Regions from separate parts of the Homo sapiens genome. Here region 2 is linked to region 1. A link is a loop called in an ENCODE intact Hi-C map of the cell type or tissue named here. Cell type or tissue: heart right ventricle. All regions are shown on one strand. Links, peaks and the distances in the headings refer to the core of each region. The heading gives the core; the rest is flanking DNA. Region 1 overlaps SH3RF3 (SH3 domain containing ring finger 3). Region 2 overlaps SH3RF3 (SH3 domain containing ring finger 3).

The links. A loop is a pair of places that touch in the nucleus more often than their neighbours do. Peaks named below come from ENCODE experiments on the same cell type or tissue, not always from the same donor. Only the 100,000 strongest peaks of a DNase experiment are listed, where the experiment ranks them.
Region 2: it touches region 1 in a loop (1.9-fold over the local background); 3 of 110 quality-filtered maps call a loop at or near these places.

What each region holds. Positions count from the first base shown.
Region 1 is chr2:109,254,765-109,266,733 of GRCh38, forward strand. All of the region lies in intron 1 of SH3RF3 (SH3 domain containing ring finger 3), which reads left to right. It also overlaps a transcript of RANBP2 not described here. Among named protein-coding and RNA genes, the nearest start is that of MIR4266, 53 kb to the right of the region's middle. RefSeq lists enhancers at 1-24, 5,231-5,732, 5,733-6,232. In heart right ventricle, for the core only: a CTCF peak has its summit at 6,247 (motif pointing right); no DNase peak of the experiment used is centred there; H3K27ac peaks cover 619 bases.
Region 2 is chr2:109,477,851-109,489,819 of GRCh38, forward strand. All of the region lies in intron 8 of SH3RF3 (SH3 domain containing ring finger 3), which reads left to right. It also overlaps a transcript of RANBP2 not described here. Among named protein-coding and RNA genes, the nearest start is that of SEPTIN10, 130 kb to the right of the region's middle. In heart right ventricle, for the core only: no CTCF peak of the experiment used is centred there; DNase peaks (open chromatin) are centred at 4,617, 4,921 and 5,551; H3K27ac peaks cover 2,153 bases.

The DNA of each region.
Region 1 (11,969 bases), core at 1,263-9,262:
GGACAGTGCCCCATGAGCGCTCCAGTTAAGCCAACAGATGGGTACTTCTAGGCTGGAGGCACTGCCTCGCCAGGGCAGTATCTGCTCTCTGTGGATGTCCGAATTCTCACGGGTGGGCTCAGCGAGACAGTACGCTCCATGTGACCCACTCTGGTCTCAAAAGCTAGAAAAATGCTCTGGAAGGATATTGAACACCTATGTGGGGCTCTGTGGTTCAGGTTAGGTTACTCCATTAGATCATTTGTATCTGGAAAGAACAGGGATGGCTCCAACACTGTACAAGCCTGCAGTCCTCCTAAGGCTAAAAGACACAAGGTGGTACCCGTGTCATGGTGGTGGGAGGTTAAAGATTAGTGTTTGTGTGTGTGTGTCTGTGTGTGTACATGTGCACGTGTGCAACTCTTGCTTTGTGTGTGTGGCATTTCACTTTCCTAATCAATTTAGGCAACCTGTTGGGGCTTCGGAATAGTGCATCTAGGTTGGAAGTATCTCCCAGTGAATGGGTCACACTGTCACACTGGGCTTCCAGCAGACCCCATACCACCCACCGGTGAAACTTGAGTAAAGCTACTCTAAGAATACAGAGCATTGGAGAAGTGCTTTATTCGGTTAACTTTACCACCACCAGGGAATGTCTGGGTTGTTCTCAATGATCAGTATGAAGGTCTGTGGGGTTGTGGACACATTCAGGGTTGGACTGGGGTTCGTATTAGTCAGCCGACTGGGTATCTTTATTCACAGAAGAGGCAAAATTAGCAAATAACCCCATCAAAATCATCTTGATAGTTGTTCTCACCAAGGTTGCTATCACCTCTATAATTATGAAAATGTTTTATGAGGTAGGCTTGGGAATTTGAACACCTTTTGAGAACTGTTGGGAACAACCTTCTCAGTTAAGTAAAGAAACTACTTACCAGAAAACATGTGGAGGACACTGGGGTGATAATTCATGGTCATTTCCGATAAGCTACTTCTAGGGCCAGAATCTCTGCTGAATCTCAGCTTCCTGATTTAATGAAGACAAGGAAATGAAACCGCCCTGCCGACTGTTTGTGCTTTTAATAGGCCGAGTTTTCAGAAAGAGAAGACAGTTAAATTAGTTTTCCTTTTTGCCCTTTTCATTCTCCCTGCTTCTGTCCTGCAGATCAAGGCCTTTGAAAGGAAGGGGAAGAGGAAGTGTTTTCTTGCTTAGTGAATAGGATGCACCTGTCCCCTGAGGAAGATTCCCTGTGTGTGCTTGTATGTAAATGTACATACTCTCTTACTGTCCTCTTTTTCCTCCTCACAAATGTAAGCCTGTATGTGCTTCATATTAATACTTGGCATTCCCATGAGCCTGCAAAGTCTGGAGGGAGAGGCCAGGCCCGTGCTTCTGGCCGCTGTGACCCAGCACCTGGCGGAGGCCCTCACTGAGTCCTGTCCCCTGAGTGGAGGTGAAAGGTAGACAAGGAAGACCCCACAGTTGGAGAGCCTGCCATGGACAGGTCGCGCATTGTTTCACTTGGGCCTGGTTGAGCGTATTACTGGGAGTGGGGGAAGTTGACGCTGTGACGTAGTCCTGGGGCGAGCTTGGAAGGTGCTCTGGGCTTGTCAGTTGACAGTGTGTCATTAGGGATATGAGCGGCAATGCGATGTCCTCCCCTGCAAGGAAGGAGATGTTTCAGACTTACCATTGACTGAAACAGGGAGACGAGTGCTCTCTCATGGAAACAGGGGAGATTTGAGATCAGTCACAAACACTTACCAAGGCCCAGGTTCAGTCCACTCCTGGAGCTTTGAGGGGCTAGTGTGTAAAGGGCACAGAAGCCCTTTTGCTAGGTGCACTGGCCTGAGAGCTTCGAGGGGATTTGCCAATGGGATTGTGCCACAATTTTTATTACTTTTTCCCTAGTCTTCGTGGTCTAAGTTTTGTTTTCTCAATCTTTCTTTTCTCATCTTCCTTGTGTGGAGTTAACTTTTAATCAGGGAAAGGGAATACATCGAGCTATTGATGAATGAATCACTGGAGAAAACAGTGAAGTGGGATTTTTATTTCAGGGTCTCTTAGGTGGCAGTGCCGGGTGACAGGTGGGGGTGTCCCTTGTCTTCCATTGTCCCGGAGACTAACCATCAGCCTCTACCTAATTGAATGGCATTTTTATGTGTTTTTCATGAACGGTGGTGGATGGAGATGTGTGGAGGACTAGCAGCTCTTCATGCTGGAGGGAGTTATTCCGCCTCTGCTCTCAGACAGCCTGTGACCAGGCACGGGTCACATTGCTGCCCTGGACTTGCACTGTATGGCATTTGAATGTCATGTAGGGGCACCGTGTATTTCAGTGGCTGTGTCTAGGCAGCCCGAAAGCCACTGAATCCCTCATGTCCACTCTGCAGCCGACATTCACTCAGCATCCTGGAAAAGTGCCCACTGGGGCAGGAGCTTCTCTTGCTCATGTGGACATGACGGTAAGTCCTTCTTGGAGAGGCAGCATCAAGTCATGTTGTTCGTTCTGTGGCCAGGAGGTACAAAGTCAGCTGTTTCTGCTTTTAAGTGATGTGGGCTTAAGGAAGAGGGAAGGAGGAATGAAGGAAAGAAAGGAATTGAGGAGGGAATGAAAGAAGGAGAGGGAGGGAGGGAGAGGAAGGGAAGGAGGGAGAGGAAGGGAAGGAGGGAAGGAAGGGAGGAAGGGACGGAGGGAGGGAGGAAGAAGCCCCATGGCTTTCTTGTAAATAGCAGCTGCCCTGAAGTCTGTGAAGGGCACACCAAGAGTCTGGCTGGGAGGTTGTCAGCTAGGAAACTGTGGCCCAAGTTCGTGGTGAGTGAGGAGTTACTTTCTTCCCTTGACCACTGGAGCAGGATAGACTCTGCCTGCCACCCATCCCATGAAGAAGACTTTCCTTCTGAGTGCCTTGGTTTGCGCTTCAGGGAAGCCACTGACACGTTCATTACCTGTTTCCTGAAGTAGACAGTTAGAGCTCCCTGTCTCAGTGTCCAAAAAAACCAAGGGGCCCCAAGTGCAGAAACAAGGGCTGAAAATGTATGTTTTACGGACAGGAGACAGCCAGCCTGTTTAAGTGGAGGCTTTTTTGGAAACCCCACTTTCCCAGTGAGTCACAGTAAACACAGACAGAGCACACTGCTTCTCTGACACCAGGGCCAGGGCTGTCCTGGGCTCAGAATGAATTAGACCAGCTTGCCTTTTGTGTTCACCATTCTAGCATTTCTTTCCCTGCTTGATTGTCACCACATGTGCACACACATACCCACATACCTGTGCACACATGTACACTTTCTTATTTGCTGACCCTCACAGCCCTGCCATCCCTGGGCTACCAGGCAGACTTTCTGATCTGGAGCTTAACCGGCCCAGACATTGGAAACACCAAGCAACTGGTAGCTGGTAAGACTTTTACCCCATCAACGAGGCTTACGAAAGAGTAAACTTACCTTAATAATGCCTAGTGGCCAGGTTTCCAGGAGTGGGGGACAGCCTGGCGCTGTTTGTAGGGGCTGAAGGGAATGTTTACTGAGGGGATCCTGATGCAGTGGCCGCTGTGACAGCCAGTCAGGAGGTCTTGTCCCCATTCTAAAGAGCGAGAAACTGCAGAGTTGAGAGGACCACAAACCCTAGTGCAGCCGGGTTTTCTGCAGGGGTCTCTACAGCTCAGAGCCTCTAGGCTTTGTCACCTCCTGGGTATTGGAGGCTTCCTCGGGCCCTCAGCACAGCCCACACCTACCAGGGCCAATCCAATCATGTAGGCTGGCCAGGGCGGTGAGCCTCCGAACAATGTATGGGTGGTGCCACCAATCCTTGTCCTCACTAGGAATCCAGTCAGTCATCCCGCAATTCCCCAGGCCGGGCCACAGCTGGCTGTGCTCCTAACATCCCTGCACTGACCAGCAGGTCACCGGTACCTCTAGGAGCCTGACTGTGTGGCAGCCGTGTCTGAGTGATGACTGCCAGAAAGTTCTGGTTTGTTATTCAGACATATAATACGTGCTGCTTTGAAGACAGTGGCCTGCACTGCTGTTGTCCTTCCTAATAGGGGTAGGGTCTTGCCAGGTCAGAGCAGGACCCATCCAGGGGCAGTGACCTGTGCTGATGTCCTTGGCTGTGCTGGATTTGACGAGAACACTCTGTGGTCAGGGGTTTTGCCTTTCAGCTCGAGCTGCAGAGAGACCCTCTCTGTCCTGCTGCTTCCCCAGATTCTGCCCACGGGGCATCCGCATGCCCTCTCTAGCTGGGTGAACTATGTGGGGTCAGCTCACTGTGTAGGCTGCCTCGGGAAGGAGGGAGAGCCTTGTGCTGCCAGGGCCCTAGTTTCCATTTGGCTTCATCAGAGAGTTTCTGACACATACCTACTGCCAGATCACATGTAATAGCTGCAACATGCCACGCGGCTTGTGGCTGAAGTTACTTACAAAAGCCGGGTTGAGGAATCCATAAAGTGTAGGCTTCTCTGGCCTTCATGGGTCGGATTAAAGGGTGTCCTGGCCCTGAGGAGCACCCAGACCTGCAGCTGCTGCTGGCTCCTGAACAACTGGCTCTGAGTGTGCAGAGGCCTGGCTCTGACAGTTGAGCCTACCTGAAGCCCTCTGAGACCACCATCCAGAGCCGGAGGCATCCTACATACCTGCATGCAAGGGGAGGCTGGGCCTCCAGGTCTACTCTGTTGTGATTTCTGCTGGGTTGTGTGACGGTGGTGCATTGGCTATTGTGGGCCTGTTGGTGGACTAGAGTCCTTGATTTTCCTTCTGTGCAAAGTCAGGACTCTCCGGGGCCCTTCATGCCTTAACATCCCAAGAGGCTTGTTTTGTTATTTTCTTCCACAATGCCCTGGAGTTACCATGTTTGGGCGGCATGTTATTTATGGAGAAGTTGGTGACAGGGAGACCCTGATGTAACTTGAATTGTGATAATGTCTATACTTGCTCTCACGGCCTACGGAAGAAGAATTTGTTTTTCTTGATTTGGTTCTTTTCACTTCTTTTTCTTCATGGAGGCTTCACGTAGGTGCATGTGGAGGGAGCTTTATTCAGACAAGTTTCCTTGACATCTCTGGGAGGTCTCTGTTTGTCTGGCTCTGAGAGCATCTGGTGTTTGGACAGCCTCTGGGCCGGGCGCTGTGGGGATGGCTCTGGAAACTGTCAGTCATGTGTGTGCTACACCGTGCACAACAGGGGCTCTGCAGATGATATCCATGTTCTCAGACGCCCAGGGGTTTTCTTTGCTTAGGTTCTCTTTTCTTCTCCGGCCAGAGATATCTTTTCCAAGTAGTAATTGTAATTTTTTTGGTGGAGGGTTATTTGTGATGTTTATCTCAACCCTGGGAATACCTTTTTGAGAGTAGAGAGGCTCTCTGGGATCTTTTCATTTTCTAAATTCTCAGTGTATTTAGGGAATAAATGCATTCCCGAGACTTTCCTGGCGGCTGTTGATAAGCCTGCAGTGCACTACTGATGGTTGGCAGCCCTGTGATTTACCGTCCTCTCCCTAGTGGAAAACCATGCAAACTGACGCCTAAACCCAAGGCGCCATGCACAGTCACTGCTGATCCCAAGTGCTAGGCAAGGCCCAGGTGAGGTGAGTGAGGGAGACCTGTGACCCGAGGTCAGGGAGCTGCATGTGCCCTTCCAGGAACCACCAAAGCAGGAGAGCAGGTGCAGTTGGCTTGGATGGGTTCAGGGCCAGAGAAAGGTGGAGAAAGCATCTGCCTCCCAGTGGCTGTATCTGGGTTTTAATTCCAGTTCCATACTTACCCTCTGTGGAGCTTAGCACTTTCACTTGTAGCGTGGGCACAGGGACACCTTGGTCATAGGCAAGAGGGCTCCCGATCTTGTATGTGGAGTGCCTGATGCAGGATCTGACTGGTGAGGTGGCCCATGGCTGAGAGCTGACAGGCTGTCCAGGGCCAATGGAGGCCCATGGGAGAAGCGGCCTGCAGAGGGTGAAGAGAAGACTTGCAATCTTATGGCCTGATACTGTCCATGGGCAATCCAGGGACAGAAGGCACGGAAACTTCAGGTGACCCTAGCGTGTGTCTGAACCAAGTTCCTAAGTGCATGGTTTCAGGGGAGGGACTTCTTCCTCCCCTACAGAGAGTAATGGAAGGTAAATGGTTGAAGCCAGGCAGGCAGGTGACTTCAGAACCCCATCCTGCCTCTGCTGTGAGAGGAAGGCCACTCTGTTTACAAGCAGTGAGGCTGGACTGTTTGAGGTGTTCTCAGCCCCATGTGCCCTTCTCTGGATGGAGAGCCTTTCCCTCCCTTTAGAGGGCACTGTGTCTGCAGGAAGGAGGTCAGTAGCATGAGCACTTGGCCTGAAGTGTCTTACACGGGTCCATTTCTGCCAAGACGCCCAATGGGGGCCCAACAGCCAGGCCCGTGAGCTAGCCTTCTGTTGTGTGGACACATCAACATTTCTGGCTCTGTCACACAGGTATGGTCAGGGCCCTTTGTAGTTGCATAGGTGTAAAGCGAGGGCCCTGGCTGATGGCTCTTCCTGTCAAGCAGAACAAAGCAATGATGTGGAGGTGATTGTCCCCTCCCCAGGGCTCCAGGAAGCCTTGATCCGCACACTGTGCTGAACAGCACACAGCAAGAGCTCTAGTTAATCATGAGGATTAAATTGTGTTTGTTTTCATTGTAATTACAGCAGAGCAGTAAAATGTGCAGTCTGTGGAGCTGGACAGGCAGAGGTCAAGGATGTTTGCTTCTTGGCTTTGGAGGTGTCAGACGTGTGTGAAATATGCTCAGCCTCCCACCTGTGTGTGCAGCAGCCAGGCACCTCCCATCTCCCAGGGACAAACACAAACAAGTGCATTCGAAGGGAAGGGTGTGCCCAGAAAGAAGTGGCATGGGGCTGCAGGTGGTGTTCAGTGTTCATTGAGACTCTGATGGCTGTGTGCTGGCCAGGCCCCATGACGACAGGTAAAGCTTAGGACTCTTATTGAATTGGGTGTGTATTTAAAATTTGGCTCATTGAGAATCAGTGTAATCGGCAGGCATTTCAAGCCTTTGTCATGGATTTATACAGTGTTTGGGAGGTGGGTCACCCTACTGGTCAGCCTCCCCACCCCTTCACTTATAGTAGGGAAACTGAGGCTTGCCTTTTTTTTTTAAATTTATTAATTGGGCTCTCTGCTGATACGAGACATGTTGATGCATTCAGTGTGGTGTGTATTAAGATCTTTACTGGATGTGTAGCATTCCACTTCATTACATCAGAGGAAGGGCCACAAAGCTCTATAAAACCAGGTCCCCTAAGAGTGGCTAGAGCAGGAGACAGGTCGGTGGCCCGGCTGCTGATGCACCAGCCCCAACGGTGCCAGCAAGCATGAGCAAGCCCACAGGTGCCCTCGGCCTCAGGGCAGGAAAGCCCTGGGAAATGCTTATTATTACAGTGCTGGGGTCTTTCCTGTTATGGTTACAGTTGTATTTGTCTAACAGTCTTATTTAAAGAAGACCAACATCATGATTCTGCATTTAACCATCTGAGGCTTGAAAGCTTGGAGAGAAACCAGTTGTCTAAGTGGTTTGTAAATGGGAGAGATAAATGTCTCGAGTAACCACGGTGGAAAAGCACCAGGAGGGTGGTGCTTTCACTGTACCTGGGGGCAGCCATGCTGATTGCAGGAGCTTTGGGGTTACTGCCTTCAAACTCTGCTTTCGATGCCCTGGGAACCTCTCATGGTGCCTGTGGGGTACCCAAGAGCCCATAGGACAGTGTCCGGAGGCCCCACTCTCTGCAGCCAGGTAAACCTACCCAGGCCCTTTCCTTGCGGCCTCATCCTTCAAAGGTTTTCTTGTTTTATTATTTTACGTAATGTTGTTTCTTTTAAAGAAGCTGAGAAATGAAAGAGCAATTGTATGTCTACAACTTTTGTGATATTAACCTTATTTTGAATTTCTGGTTTACCCCATTTGTGTTGGTGCATTCAAGTTATTATCAGGAGATAATTCTTTATCCGCAAATAGCTTTGTTCTCACTTACCTCCTTGGTTCCATTATTGGAAAATATATTACATTTATATATGTAATGGGCCCAATGATAAAATTATATTTTTATTTTCATACAAGACTTTCTTTTTTCTTTTTTATTTTTTTGAGACAGAGTCTTCCTCTGTTGTCCAGGCTGGAGTGCAGTGGCATGATCTTGGCTCACTGCAACCTTTGCCTCCCGGGTTCCAGCAACTCTTCTGTCTCAGCCTCCCACGTAGCTGGGAGTACAGGTGCCCGCCACCACACCTGGCTCGTTTTTTGTATTTTTTTTTGTATTTTTGGTAGAGACAGGGTTTCACCATATTGGCCAGGCTGGTCTCGAACTCCTGACCTTAGGTAATTCACCCACCTCGGCCTCCCAAAGGGCTGGGATTATAGGCGTGAGCCACCACGCCCAGCCGCAATCACTTTGTTAAATGAGTTAAGAACGGCAGAGACATGTGCATTCATACTATCTTTTATAATGACCCGGCTGTCTTTACTAGTGCTCTTTGTCATTTTATGTTGGTTTAAATTATTATCTGTGGTCACTTGATTTTAGCCTAAAAAAGCTTTCGTTGCTATTTTCTATAAGGTGGGTAGATCAACTAGCATCAGATTTTCTCAGTTTTTGTATATCTGGAATGTGTTTATTTTGTCTTTATTTTTTATAGGTAGCTTTTCTGGTTGTAAAATTCTTGATTGACAGCCTTCAATCAAATAAGTAATGAAATAGTAGCTAGAATATGGAGACTTTAAAATGTCCTCTGTGGATTAGGGGGCTGATGCATACATAGAAAGATTGATTCTCTCAGTTTTATTCCTGGGGAGCCAGGTAGAGAATTTGCTTTTAGGAGGTGGATTTTCATTCCTTGAGCAAAGCTAATAGATGAACTTAGCTCATTCTGCCAGGACAGTCTGTCAGTGGAGAGACTGTACTATTAATAGAAAGGAATGTGAGGCCGGGTGCGGTGGCTCACGCCTGTAATCCCAGCACTTTGGGAGGCCGAGGTGGGCAGATCATGAGGTCAGGAGATTGAGATAGACCTGGCTAACACTGTGAAATGCCGTCTCTACTAAAAAAATACAAAAAATTAGCTGGGCATGGTGGCGGGAGCCTGTAGTCCCCAGCTGCTCGGGAGGCTGAGGCAGGAGAATGGTGTGAACCCAGGAGACGGAGCTTGCAGTGAGCCAAGATCGTGCCACTGCACTCCAGCCTGGGCAACAGAACGAGTCTCCATCTCAAAAAGAAAGAAAGGAATGAGAGCTGGACAAGTCATTCCCTGGTCAGGACACTCCAGAAGCCCTACATGGTTTGCAAAACCATCTGGGCTGTTCCAGCTCCTCCCTGTCTTTAAGCTACAGATCTCAGTCTGTGGGTGCTACCTGTCCACCTCCCCAGGATCCACCTCGAGTCTGTGGGTGCCCCCCATCCACCTCCCCAGGATCCACCCCAAGTCTGTGTGTGCTCCCCGTTCACCTCCCCAGGATCCACTCCGAGTCTGTGGGTGCTCCCTGTCCACCTCCCCAGGATCCACCTCGAGTCTGTGGGTGCCCCCATCCACCTCCACAGGATCCACCCCAAGTCTGTGTGTGCTCCCCGTTCACCTCCCCAGGATCCACTCCGAGTCTGTGGGTGCTCCCCGTCCACCTCCCCAGGATCCACCTCGAGTCTGTGGGTGCCCCCCATCCACCTCCCCACGATCCACCCCAAGTCTGTGTGTGCTCCCCATCTACCTCCCTATATGTCCTGCTGGGCTTCTTACCCTTAGAGGTGCTCGATAGATAGAAGATGGCAAAGTGAATCAAGTCTCAGGGCCAAAGCCAGGCTTTTTGTAAGATCTCAAGGCACGATTTAAAACCATGTGCATGAGCTGACAGTTGGATGTCAGGAGGTCAGGAGTCTAGGTGGTGGTGAATTTTACAACAGAGATGATAACAGCCCCTCCCACTGAGCCCAGTGGATGCTAGATGTTTCCGTAAGGGCTTTCTGTGTATCCTTAGCCAGTGCCCTTCCCAGGCCCACTGGGCGGGCATCTCATTCTTCTGAGGGCCGTGGAGTCTGGCCATCACCTACCGTGCATGCCGCACCCTCCTGAGGCTTTCTGGAGTGTGCTATTTTCCACTTCCTGTTGGACAGACATCTTAAACATCCTTATGTTTCCCAGACATCTCAGTCTGCCTTCCTAGCATAATTCTTCTTGTAAGAAATGTAGGATTTTGTGGGTGGCAGGGGGACTAGGGAACATGCATCAGAGATAGCCGCATGCTCTGTCTTAGAGGCATCATCAGCCTGGGGAACCTGGCCAGCTCTTGTGGACCGCAGTCTAATTGGCCTGCTCCCTGCAGAGTGAGTGGGCTGCTTAGACTTTGCCCACTTGAGGCGTTGCGAAATAGGATGGTGTGTGTTTTATTTTTTTTTCCTTGTTATTTAAGAAGGAACATTGAAGAGAGCCAGGAGGGTTCCTAGTGGAAAGGAAGGCAGGGAGAACAGCTGCACATTAGGATTAAAGGGCCAAGGCAGGACAAGGCCAGGGGAGCTCTGAGGGCAGCTCGTGGGCTGTGTTCGCCAACTGCTGGAGATGGGTGAGATGCGGAAAACAAGCAAAATACTGCAAAATGGAAGAAAAATTGACCTTTCCTGTTATCCATTCTCCTCACAGTTTATCAGATGGTGGAAGGAAACACTGTAATTCTAGAAATAAGCCCCACCCTGACAGTGAGCCCCCACCTCCCAGCGTGGAAATAACCCATTCAGGGCAGTGGCACCCTGCTGCCCACCCTTAGGCTGCTATAGGCCAGTATAGGCTGGGGTCCCTGCAAGCCCAGGTCTCCTTCAGGGCAGGTGTGGCTCTTCCTCTCCCAGATGACTCAGAAAGCCCCCCAGGGGCCTGCATGGGTCCTGCCAGGTGGCCAACGCTGAAACAGAATGTGTCTTTGATTTGGGTTGAATTTATAGCCACAGGTCATCTGATTATAGTCAGAAACTCTGAAGGGAAGTTGCAGGGTTTTTATCAATAAAAAATGTTTAATTTAAAAAAAGAGATTGGCACATAAAAGCTTTTAATATGCAGGGTTGCAAGGGCAGAGAGAAATAATGAGAGGTCCTGGGTGGGTCAAGGGGGTGGACACCACTGAGCTGGGGCATTGAGACCCTGCCAGCACCAGCTGTGCCCAGTCTGAAGTTTCAGAGATTGAAGGAAACTTGAAATTACCCACCGAGCCCTGGAGAAATCCTTGGGAGCCCAGACATTTGCTTATGTGCGCATGTGTGTCATGTGCATGTGTGTGTATTGTGTATATATGTGTATTCGGTGTGTTGTATGTGCATGTGTGCTGTGTGTGTTGTGTATGGTATGTGTGTTGTGCGTGCATGTGTGTGTTGTGTGTATGTGTATTCAGTGTGTTGTAGGTGCATGTGTGCTGTGTGTGTTGTGTATGGTGTGTGTTGTGCGTGCATGTGTGTGTTGTGTGTTGTGTGCATATGTATGTTGTGTGTATGTGTATTCAGTGTGTTGTGTGTGCTGTGTGTGTTGTGCGTGCATGTGTTATTTGCATGTTTGTGTTGTGTGTATGTGTTGTGTGTGTGTTGTATGGTGTGTGTGTTGTGTGTGTATGTATGTATACACAGGATCCACTCTGCATCTGACAAGAGGCTGCCCCAAGCAGGAGTGTCCTCCGATACAACAAGACTCGCAGGAACAAGTCTGAGGACTTGACAAGGGACACCTATGTTTGGGAGTGGTCCCAGAACGGTATCCTTAATCTGCCCCTTCACTGCCTTCAACTCTCATTGTTCTCCTCAATACAGTGAAGTCCTTAAACCACTGGTGACACCAGGGACGTTTTGTGCCTGATGCCCGTCACCGAGACCTTGGAGTGCAGAGCAGGGCTCCCCTCAGGGCTTAGCTCAGCAGAGTCCTCAGCACAAAGGGCAGCTCAGGAGCCAGTGCTCAGCCACAGATTGGGAAGGCTTCTAAGCCGTAGTCAGTGGGCAGTGACACGGCCC
Region 2 (11,969 bases), core at 2,310-10,309, 220 kb after region 1:
CACACTGGGAGCTGGGGTTGACATGACTTTGGGGAACATGTGCATTCAAGTGCAGCAGCCCCACACCCTTGGCATGGACCTGCAGGAAAGATCCTGCCCTGCCTTTGCTGGAGGGTTCCCGCAAGGGCCTCCTCCTCACCTCTCCCCACTGCTCATGAAATATTACTGGAATGATTAGAAAGCTGAGAGAGACCCTGGGGAGGAGGTCCCTGAGTGTCCCATCCACCACAGTGAAGAAGGGGCCCTGCCAAGGGCTTTGAGCTCTGCAGCCGGAGAGGAGCTGCCTGATTGGAGGCCGCCTTTGGGGCAGGCGATTCTAGTGCATTCTATGACCTAACGGCCTTGTTAAGTTTCACACTTCACGCTGGCTCCCAGTGTATTTTTCATTCCTTCTCTCTCTCAGTTCCCATAAAGCCGTCTAGCTGTCCCTGTGATACATTCAAACTTGCACTGTTTGGATTCCCTAGGCTGTCTGAAAATGTGTCCTTTGAGTAAAATCCTTCTCCCTCAATTCCCAGTTACGTCTTTAAATCAAGATGGGCCCTCCAGTCTCTAAACACCCCATCAGTGTGAGATGGCACCTTGTTTGCTTTTAAGACCTGCGATTTGGTTTGAATGTATTCAGTTATCTAGATGTCTTCATGCTTTCCATGAAAATGTACTGAGGTTCAGTCCTTGGCATTTTTCCTTGCAGAATTCTTCTCTATTATTTGGATGTCTGGTATCCCTACAATTATACATGCTTCCAACATTTCTGTCAACTTTTCCTAAGAAGTTTGTTGGAATGCGCTTTCATTTTTCCATCCCACACTTGTTTATCAAAAATACGGTGTGGTGGGGAAGGGAGAGAGGGGGAGAGTCTGAGCTCGTAGGTAAGATCTTCTTGCTCAGAGGCCATGCGACGGGCTTATCATACAGGTTGGGTCTAGCCCTGGGAAGCTCATGACAGGTGAGAATGAAACCCGCTCCAGTTACTTTTGCTGCATAACAAATCATCTCAAAACTCAGTGGCTTAAAACCATAGTTTCTTTGTGAAACTCAGGGATGCTGTGGGTTGGGAATTGGGGCAGGGCATGACAGGAAGGCTGTCTCTTGTCCACCATGTTTAGGCCTTAGCTGAGAGAACCTGCAGGTTTCGAGATTTGCTGGCGGGAGCTGCAGCCTCCTGGAGGTGGGCTGGCTTATGTGTCTGGCGGGTGGTGTTGACTGCTGGCTGGAACCTTGGCCGGGCTGCAGGTCAGAGCACCAGCACACACTTCTCAACGTGGACAGCATGAGCTTCCTCACAATGTGGCGACTGGGTTCCGAGAGTGAGTGCACGGCCTGCCCTTGACCTTGCCTCAGGGTCACGCAGTGGCATCTCCCCTGAGCCCTGCTTGTGGAGGATGTCACAAGAGGTCTGCCCAGCACACAGGGTGGGGACACGGTCCTGTGACTTAGTTAGGGGAGTGCCAAAGGCTTTTTGTAGAGGGGGGCTAGTGAGTAGAGACACAGTGTTGTGGCTGTATTTAGAAAATACAATTTGCCACATGATCTAAGGTTCACTTTTAGCTCTGTGACCTATCATTCTTTCCTTGAGTTCAGTAGGAACATTTCTTGTCTGGCACAGCTGCCTCCGGTTTGGTACTTTTTAATTAAGTGCGAAAATAAGTTCCACCGTATCTGTTCTCCCTGGGGTGTCGGGATGTCCAGCTTCCACCGGCCTCATGGGCAGAGGAAGCAGCAGCCAGGGCAGGGCCAGGTGTGCCCGTACAGGACTGGCAGCCCAAGGCAAGGGGTCAGGGCTCTACTCCCACAGACAGAGCCCTGCACTTTTGTCTCCTCATTTTTAAAAAATGAATTAAATGATCATTTTCTTAATGTTAGAAAGGAGGGAATGAACCCCCTTGTGAACCTGCTAAAAGCCAATTATCCACACTGCTCTTAACTTTGCAATTCTACGGGTTTCGCAGACCCCCAAAACCATCCACAGACCACTGATGAAGACCCCGGGACTCACTGCCCTCAGAGCCTTCATACGGCAGCACCTAACCCACCTGCAGCACGAGGATCTCCCTGGAGCTCTTGCTCCAGCCCAGCCCGGTTTTGCTGACAGCCCCTCTGCAGCCCAGTGGTATGCAGGTGACATGTCCCCTGAGGCCACGCGTCATCACAGCCTGAGGGAAGCAGTGGTTTCAACCCTGCTGTGGGTTGAGGACAATTGTCTAGAGGAAAGGACCCCATCCTGGCACTTCTCCTTTAGCTGAGAGGTGATACTTTCTTTTCCAACATAGTGAGAAAGCAACACTTGCATATCAACCACATTAAGACATCTGCTTTCAGAAAAGAAGGCGTTGTGCCCAACATCTGCATGGCACCAAACATCTGTACTGTAGCCTTGTTGATGACCAGAGCAGGCAAGGCGGCATCTCCCAGGTGCCCAGCACTTGAGCCCCATGTTTGATCCCCACAGCCACCCTCTATGACAGGTGCTGTCGCTATCCCCAGTTTACAGATGGGAGAACTGAACAGAAGACATAAGGCATTTGTTCAAGGGTGCATGGCTGGTGAGTAGTGAAGCCAGCTAAGATGGCCATGAGGCTGAGAAAAAGAGAGTAATAAGGAGAGGAGTCCAGATGCCAGCCCCTGTTAGTCCTGAGGGTGCCAAGGTCATAGGGAGGTGACATCAGACTGGCTGAATTAGTGTCTCAGGGGGCAGCCAACACTTGTCACTCAGGAAGTCTCGCAGGGTAGAGGTCATCCCGAGCAGCCATGGGGTGCTCTCTGCTGCCCTGTGGGAGGAGGAGGAGGAGGATGGAGACGAACAATGCTGTACTGGCATGTGGAGGGGTGGAGCACACTGGGTACAGGCTCCTAACCTCTGTCTTGGCCTCATTCCCCTCCTCTCCTCCTGGATCCCCTGGGCTCACCTGGCTGCTTGCCTGGGCACAGGGACCTGGGACATTATGACCTCCGGCTCTCTCTAGCTGGGACCTCATGGAGGGCGGTTCGCTGTTCTCTAGCTTGGAGCTTGGGGCATCTGTGGATGGTTTGATTTGTGTGGTTTCTGTCTTAAAAGAATGTCTAGAAGAAGCGGCAGATAAAAGGCCTGGAGCTCACTGGAGAGTTGGGTTTGAGATACTTCAGCCATGGAAGGGAGAACTGAAGAGCCAAGCTGTGTCATTGCTTCAGGCAAGAGGACACCGATAGGGAAACAGAGGGACAGGCAGCCTGAGGGCATTTCTCACCTGCTGCTGCCAAAAAGAATCTGACAGCTGTTCAGAAAGGCAGGAGAAGAAACCCTAAGACGTGTCAAGAAATCCATGAGAGGGGAACATCTCAATGGAGAGGTGAGGGGGAGGCCGGGGCCCTGCAGACGTCAGGTTGGGTGGCGAGGGTCCCCCCACACAGGTCTCTCTGTGCTCAAGCTCCAGTCACCATGCTGTCACCACAGTTGCTGTGTCTGCTGGCAGCTGGAGGGTGCACCTGTGCCTTCCACTCAGCAAACTGAGTTTGAGCAAATACGGAAAAACAAGTTTATTGCGGCTATGCTTCTGGCAGCGTTCCTGCCCACAGGCCAGAGACTGGTGTATTTCCTCCAGTTTGGAGCTTCTGGTATGTTCTCGGTGACTGGTCAAGGCTGGGCTATTTCAGGACTTGGAGAACCTCCTCGGCCTGTTATTGCTCGGGAAGTTTCCAGAAGGCTGTAGATGCGTAGCTGGCTGTCCAGTCCCATTGCATCTTCCCTCTTGAGCAAATAGCTAAACGTGCGCTTCATCCCTCCACTCAGGCTGTGCTAATAGGAAACCAAAGCGGCCAAGGGGCTGGACATGTGGATGGAGGGCTCTGCCTCGCAGCACCTCCAAAACAGTTGCCACTTACAGAGAGCACACTAAGTGCAGACGCTGTGCTGTGTGCTCTGCAAATGTCACTCCTCGGCCTCCCCTCTGCACCGAGACAACTGCTACCATGAGAATCCTGTCTTGAGGAAGCCCAGAGGGGCAAGGTGCCTGCCCAGGTCACAAGGTTGATGAGCAATTGGCCAAGTCACTGTTTTATCACCACGGAATCACTGCTGGAGTTTGGTAATGGTCGTTGTATGTGAATGCCTCTGTGCTCCCCTACAAAATGACTGAAGCAGACTCAGACCTCAACGGTGCATTCTAGGGATGCCTTCCAGTTACTGAATGGCGTACTGGGGTTATGTGCATTGCCTTGCTTAATTTTCACGATAAGGCAGTAGAGCCACAGTTAAAATTTGGCCTCAGCAAGTCCCGGGTTCGAATGCGGCTTGTGCAGCTTTTGAGTTGATTACCCTGTGTCTCTTGTTCAGCATCTCAGAGCCTGTTTTTTCTTCAGGGCTGCTTTGAGAATTCAGTGAATGAATGTATGGGCAAGACTTAGGACAGTGCCCGGCTCATAGTCAGCTCTCAAGAAATAGGTCTCAGCATAGTAATAATTATCATTATATTTAGATAATTATGTAGTCCGTTTTACACATGAGGGAAGTGGGGCTAAGAGCAGTTCAGGAACTTGTTCAAGATCAGCCAACTAATAAATACCAGGGACACCCAGCTCCATCTGTTGCCAAAGCTGTCGCAGCATCACGCACTTCCCGCAGAACACCGTGCTGTGGCTGTTTATCTTCTTGAAGTTCCTCAGGGAGTCAGTCTCTTTTGTTTCAGGAGCTCCCTGACACCGTGGTGAACTTGGCCGGTCATCCAAACCCACTCCCGCGCCCAGCCCGGGGCCATGACCCCTAAGAGGGGGAGAGCAGTGTTCATTTTGCTCTTCACCATCGTTTTGAGTGCTGTAAATGGTAATAATCCTGATGCCCAGGGCTCAGCTTCCAAGAACAAGGATGCCCTCAGCTCCCTGTCCCTGCCTGCACCTCCGGCTGCTTCCTCTCCTGCAGGAGGAAGGGCAGGGAACAACTGCTTCACCACTGATAACAGCAAGAGAGCAACACGATGCGGCGGTCACGTCTTCCACCAAAAACAAGCTAGAGAAGCACAATAGCTCAGCACTTCACTGGCTGCTGCCTCCCGTTCCCTGCTATTTTCATGAACCAATTTTCTTTATCTTCTGTCTTTGGCAAGGGCAGCATTTTTGAAGATGCATGTTAATGTTTAAAATACCCAATAGCTGGTGCACAATTTTTCTGTTTCTTTTAATTATCTCGTTCACTTTTTCCTCTGTATTCATTGTAGATCTTCTATTCCTCTGCCCTCTCTAAAAATGCGTTGCATATTTATATTGTTATAAACCCTCCTGTGCTCTTCCAGTAACTGTTCTCAGCATAACCAGAGAGGTGCCCTTTCCCCACTAAAATTTTAACAGAGCACAGCTTTTAATTACCTTTTCCCCATCTCCGACAGGAAAATTTCCGAACATAAAATAATAATCAAAAAACTTCCAAGTATAACTTGCAACCCGAGAGCCAGACTCAACAAAGATAAGTCCCCGTTTCTTTCTTCTGAATATCTAAAGTTTCCTGCAAGCCCCAGTGGTGCCTCTCACATGTCCCAGGCCTCTGGCCAGGTTCCAGCCTCACTCACTGCTTGCTAGATGTCCCACTGGAGCGTATGCTCTCGGTGCCCAGCAAGAAAAGGTGCTCCCTTCTCTGAGCCAGGCCTCCCCGCAAGACCTTGGCACCTTCCGCCTGTTTTCCTGACTGCCTGTGGGTTGAGGTGGCATATGAGAACTACTTGACTGTCTTTTAAAACTCATGTTGCTTCCTTTGACTTCCTATCTGCTGTGTCGGCCAAAATACTGTTATTCAACAGATTGCTAGAGGGTGGGAATTGGCATAGAGTTTGGTATAAAGTCAAGGCTGGACACACAAAGGAGTCCCTGGCCATGCAGGCACAGAGCACATTCTTGTGGCTGTCACCCAGCTGTGCCACATGAGGTCACAGTCCTTCGACCTGCTGTCTCCATGCCTGTCCCCTCCCCAGGCTGCAGGCGCTGGGGTTGCCTTCCCTGTAAACTCCTCCTGTGACTGTCCCCATCAGCAGCCCCACCATCCCCTGCTTAGCTGGCTTGGCTCCTCAGAAGCACCTCTGCAGCCAGGGCCACATCCTGCTGACTGCATGGCCTTCAAGCCCCCCACAACCCCCGCCATCCCTGTGCCTCCACCTCTATCTCAGCTCCTTGGATGCTCCCAGCGTCCACCAGACAACCCCAGCCTCCTCAGTTGGCCCTAGAGGCACCAAGGTGTGCCATCCTCTGGCCTTTCTTTTTTTTTTTTTTTTTTGAGACCGAGTCTCGCTCTTGTCTCCTAGGCTGGAGTGCAGTGGCGTGATCTTGTCACTGCAACCTCTGCCTTCTGGGTTCAAGCGATTCTCCTGCCTCAGCCTCCCAAGTAGCTGGGATTACAGGCGCTTGCCACCACGCTCAGCTAATTCTCATATTTTTGGTAGAGATGGGGTTTCACCATGTTGGCCAGGCTGGTCTCGAACTCCTGACCTGAGGTGATCCGTCCACCTTGGCCTCCCAAAGTGCTGGGATTACAGGCATGAGCCACCCTGCCTGGTCATCCCACTGCCTTTCTTACCTCACCAGGCACCTCGACCCTTGGCCCATCCACACTCTGGCCCGCACCTGCTTTTTGCTAGATTTACCTGTTCCACACCTCTGACCACTCCCTTGGCCACATCACTCACCAGCCCAGGCCTTTTCATTATCCCTATATCAGCCCAGCTCTTGAGGCCCGCCCCCTCCTGTGGAGTTACCTCCTGCCCTATCAGCTAATCAACAGCAAAGCTTCCCTGGTCCATCATATCTAGTACCATTGTTTCAAAACAACATTGCAACTTTCTCCTTTTTATTTTTCCCCTCTTAAATTAAAAAGAAACTCACAAGTGATGCAATAAATCAAATAACAGAAAAGGGTATAACAAAACTGAAGTACTGCCCTGTCTCCCTCTGACCCTGCCTGCCCTGAGACCTGGTATCAACAGTCGAGGCCCTGTTTATTTCTGTGCTTTCCTGGGACTGTCTGCAGGTGCTCCCAGGCCTCTGAGGATCCACTTGTGTCTGAACATCTCTACCCAGTGACAACTATCTCCCCAGTCTCAGGTCACAAAAACATCTTTGTGTGTACCTGGTGGAGTTAAAGTGTACGATTGTGTTCAATCCTTTATTCCCAAAGCTGGTGAGTTTTTACCTCCCCTTCTGGTGCTGAAAATAGTACGTAACCCATCAGCGTGTGCAGCGCAGCATGTGCAGGGTTCTGCAGATTGAGGTTCTCATGGGTTATCATGGCTAACTTTGCAAATTGAGTCCCTTTCTATCTGCTTCCCATGGTACCTGACCCAGCGTTTGGTGTGTGCCCAACCAATGCAAACTGATCTTAAATATTGCCTGAGGCAAAGAGAATTAAGACGGGAAATCTGTTTGAAAGAAGTGGTGGGACAGCCACCTGTCTCCACATGGCTTAATCAAGAAGGTAACTGAATAAATGTGCACTTACGGGTCACATGTACAGGTTTACTTCATTTTCATGAAATGACTTGTATCTCTGTTTAATGTTGCTTTTTGCAAATCAAATTGTATTCCCTTTGGCTCCTTAAAATTTCAGAGACAATTTTCCATAACTTTTAATTGACCTTTAACTGGCACTGAATCTTAATTTAAGCTTTCAATTGCTTTTGCCAAGTTTTTATACTAATGTTCTACTAAACAGTTAAGGCCCCTAGAGGAGCCCCCATCTTAATCATAACAAAAAAATCTATTACTTTACCATTTGTATAATGTTTTATAGTTTTCCTGTATAGAGTGTAGTATGAATAAACGCCTTCAAAATTCTCCTTTTTAAATATCAGATTTCTAGATGATTCTTTAAAGTGGAGTACCACTTGATTTCAGGCTTCAGGCTGTGTGTGTGACTGTGAGTGTGTAAGCACACAAACACACATGGCTTTTTCTGGATATAACTCATAAGCTCTCCCTTCTGTAACATGTCAGTGTTCCGTGCCTGGGCACAGGGATGCTTTCACACCTAGATCTTGAGAGCCAGGGCTGCAGCACAGCCTCATCGCAAGCCTCCAGTCCCTGGCCCTCCCTGGCCCTTGATCTCCTACACACCTACCAGCACCTGGCTTCTCACCTTCTGTCTGGGAAGGTGGGGGCTCACCTGGAGCCAGCCAGACAGCTCAGGTCCACAGAATCAGTGTGTGCGCTCCAGCCAGAAGTCCAGCACTGTAGGGCCCTGCTTTCAACCCATGTGTGTCCCTGGCTGGGGGCACTGAGTAGGTGTTAGTAACCCTCAATAACCTTTCTTCACCTTCCCAAGGAGCTGACCCCTTCTCTGTGTCTTGACATTACTCTTTGTCGTCTGGAAATCACTTACCGAGTTGCATGACGACCATTGGCTTCTGATTGATCACTTCCTATGTTCTGTATCAGAATCATTTTTTGGTCCTCATTTCAGACCCACAGAAGCAAAATCTTTGGGGGTGGGGCCCACATTTTACATTTTGTGGAACTCCCTGATTGTTTCTTTGTATACAGAGTTGGAGAGCTGAGAGACCCTCAGTGGTTCGGGTGCTCTCCCAAGGCAAGGCAGGTGGAGGTCTTGGATAGGAATCTCATTTTATTTATTTGACAAAAATATATTGGGAACTAACTAGGTCCTAGGTATTTCGTAAACTATTTAATATTCAGAGATGAGTAAACACATTATAAAAACAGCAACATAATCACCAGATATTGATGAGATGCATTAGTCCTTTAAAAGCGCTCCTATAGCTGTCATCTCAGCAGCTCAGCGAGGCAGATGGTACCCTTCCAAAGGTGCAGAAACAAAACGCAGGTGGTGGGGATGCAGAGCCGGGCCTTCACCACACCTGCAGAGTTTGCACCCAGCAGTGTGGTTGGCGCAGGATGTGTTAGAGGAAGGGGAGGGGGAAGCTGGGCAGGCTGAGGGCACTGGGTGGTGGGGAGGGCCTTCCAGAAGAGAGACATCCCAGCAGGGCGACAGCAGCCCATCACTTCCATGGAGGAAGGACCAGTGCACCTTTCTCGGCAGATCTGTCTCCCGCCCAGGCCAGGATGTTTCAGAGCAAACGAGACGTTTTGTTCCTAACAGATCCGGCTGTTTGGTTTTCTCCCTGTGAGGCTGAACTGATTGGAGCCTGGCCATCCAGAAGGGTCATTGGAATGGAAAGTGATCCCCCCAACAGAGAGGAGTGCAGGCCACAGATGGAAACAGCAGAGTGCTAGGGGGAACGTTTGCAGAAGAAGGCAGTCAGGAAAACGTAACAGGGATGCCAAATCCACATCCCACTGGGCTCCTGAACATTGCTTGCTTACTCCCAGTCCCAGGAGAAACCCAGCAAATCCATCTTTCCTTAACATAATCTTTCAGCCCAGATCAGCCCTAAATTGTGTCCTCTAAAACCTCTTCTCCTCCCACGGTGTTGTCCCCCAAATCAGTCTATGAGCCTCTCCCCGAGTACATGCCAACTGTCCATTGGCTATTCTTTCCTGCCTCACACGGGACGACCACCAGGGAAGTGCCTAGACCGTCTACCTCCATATTCCATGGATTCCGTGAGCATGACGATTGTTAGTACTGGGAATTCCACAGCGATTGGTAATAACTGATGCTTAAGGCATTAGCAGAATTCTGTCCTGGAAGGCGGACGTTTTGGAGAGGGTTTTCTAGCCATGACATCAGCGTTTTTCCAAGTTAATTAAGTGTTTAGTTTATTTAATCCTGGAGAATTGAGACAGGAAAATTATCCATCACATTTACGCACCCCACCCTTTCCAAAGCAGACAGCTAAGGTTGGGCCTGACTGCATATACTCTCAGCAGCTGGGCAGTGAGGCAGCAGGGCCTCAGCGTCTCCAGCTCCACCATACCCCACGTCCAGGCCCACAGGGCCCAAGGTGCCCTGGGAGCAAGAATCTGCCCACCGAGTCCCTCTCTACTCAGGGGCCAGAAGGGCTCTCCCCGACGGGCCCAAGAGCCCTCAGCTGGACTCAGTTCATTCAGCAAACAAGTGTTGAATGCCTGTTGTGTTCTCAGCACCGTGCTAGGCGCTGGTGGGGATACTGCAGTGAACAAAACAAACACGACCCCTGTACTTCCAAAGCTTTGATTCTAGAGGGGAGCCTAGACGGGGATGAACAGCCACCAGGCCCCTTCATGGTGAAGAGGAAACAGAAGTGGGCAGAGAAAGGCTAATTCCTTTTCCTTTGGACAACGCAAGGCCACCCAGGTCTCCTGCCTGCCAGGAGGGGAGGAGCGGCCAGCAGCCCCAGAGCCTGCAGAGTGGGCTCCGCCGGGACACCTGGGGCAGGCCTGGCTTCTGTCCCCGCATCCTGGCCTGCTGTCCTTGTGACCTAGGGATCCCAGCCTTAGCACTGATGACATTTGAGGCCAGATAACCCTGCCATGGGGGGTTCCCTTGCATTGGAGTATGTTTACCAACATCCCTGGGATCTGCCCACCAGATGCCAGCAGCACCCCTGAGTTGTGACAGCCCAGATGTCTTCAGACATTGCCACCTGTCCCCTGGAGGCAAGGTCACCCTCTCATCAAGAACTCTTGCTGTGGGTTCAGGCCTCCTGGGGAGCCAGTTCCCACCCCAGGTACTGCAGTTCTTTCCTTCCTGGCCTGCGGAGGGGCTGACGGGCCCAGCTGCAGGGTCTCCCATCCCCAGGCCTTATGCCCTGCCTACATCGTGGCCTGAACAAGCCTCCTCACTCCCTGCCCCCAGGCACCCCACTCAGATCCCAGGGTTCTGCCCCCGACCCCTCACGGTTTCTTCTTTTCCTTTCTAGTTTCTACCCAAGCAGTTCCCGATGTGTGTTCCTGGGAACACTCTCCCTCAAGTTGTGCCGCCAACAAGAGTTCTCTGAGAACTAGACTCGGGAAACACCACACTTTGAGCTGCCAGCACATGAAGGGCTGCAACGAAATCCATGTCTAACTGATTGCTCTAGGCTGTTTCCTATTGCTCACAACCTCCAGGGCCTGGCACGGTGCACAAGACCTTCAGGAAGTTATTGGAGGGAGAGTGAGGCAGAGGGGAGATAGGCCGGGAGGCTGCAAGCCCAGTAGCGGAGTCAGGTATCTGGATCCCCGTGCTGCATGGCTCAGAGCTGGGCCGCCTCTTCCTCCTGAAATCACCCAGAACTCCCCATGGACTGTCAGTACAGAGCCTGAAAGCAGGAACAGCTGACCTCCAGGATGAGTCCAGCCTTGGAGGAAACACATTGAGAAAAGTGGGGAGCGAAGGCCGAGACTCAGGCAGTGGAGTTGGAGGCTGGGATCCACACTTGCCCAGGGCACACCTTCATTATATCTCTTTCCCTCTCTATTGCATAAGCAGCAGTGCCTGGGGCACAGGCTCTGAATGCAGTGGGATTAATGAATACAGTGGAACAAATGCTGGTCACCAAGGGTGATGGGGATGGTCCCTTTAGACACCTTATCGGGTGGAGACCCTTCACCGGGCACTAAGCAGTATCCCACAGCCACAGGCCCCCAGACCCTGGTACAGCTGCAACAACAATCCAGGCATGTGGCCTGGGGGGACTTGGCTGGGGCCGGAGCAGTTGTGCTCTTAGACAACCAGACCCCAGCGTGGCTTGGGCCTCACGGAAAGTCCCATCAGGAACCGTGTCACCTGTCCTACAAAGTCCACTTAGAAGAGCTGGGGGAGGAGAAAGCAGATGACATTGACTGCTGGTTCCTCTACACAGACAATGACGTTGCCAGGCTTGGCCAGGGTCCCGTGACAGAGAGGGCTGTGTTGTCGGGGATGGCCCGTCAGCAGCATCCTTCTCTGAGAATGGCATCACTGGCCTGCCCTGGGGGCCTCGGGGCCTATTTTGGACATTTCTGCTAGATTTTGGAAGAGAAAGGAAAACAAGTGTCGGACAAGGTTTTTTTTGGCGGGGGGTGGGCGGGGGGGACGGAGTCTCGCTCTGTCACCCAGGCTGGAGTGCAGTGGCGCAATCTCAGCTCACTGCAAC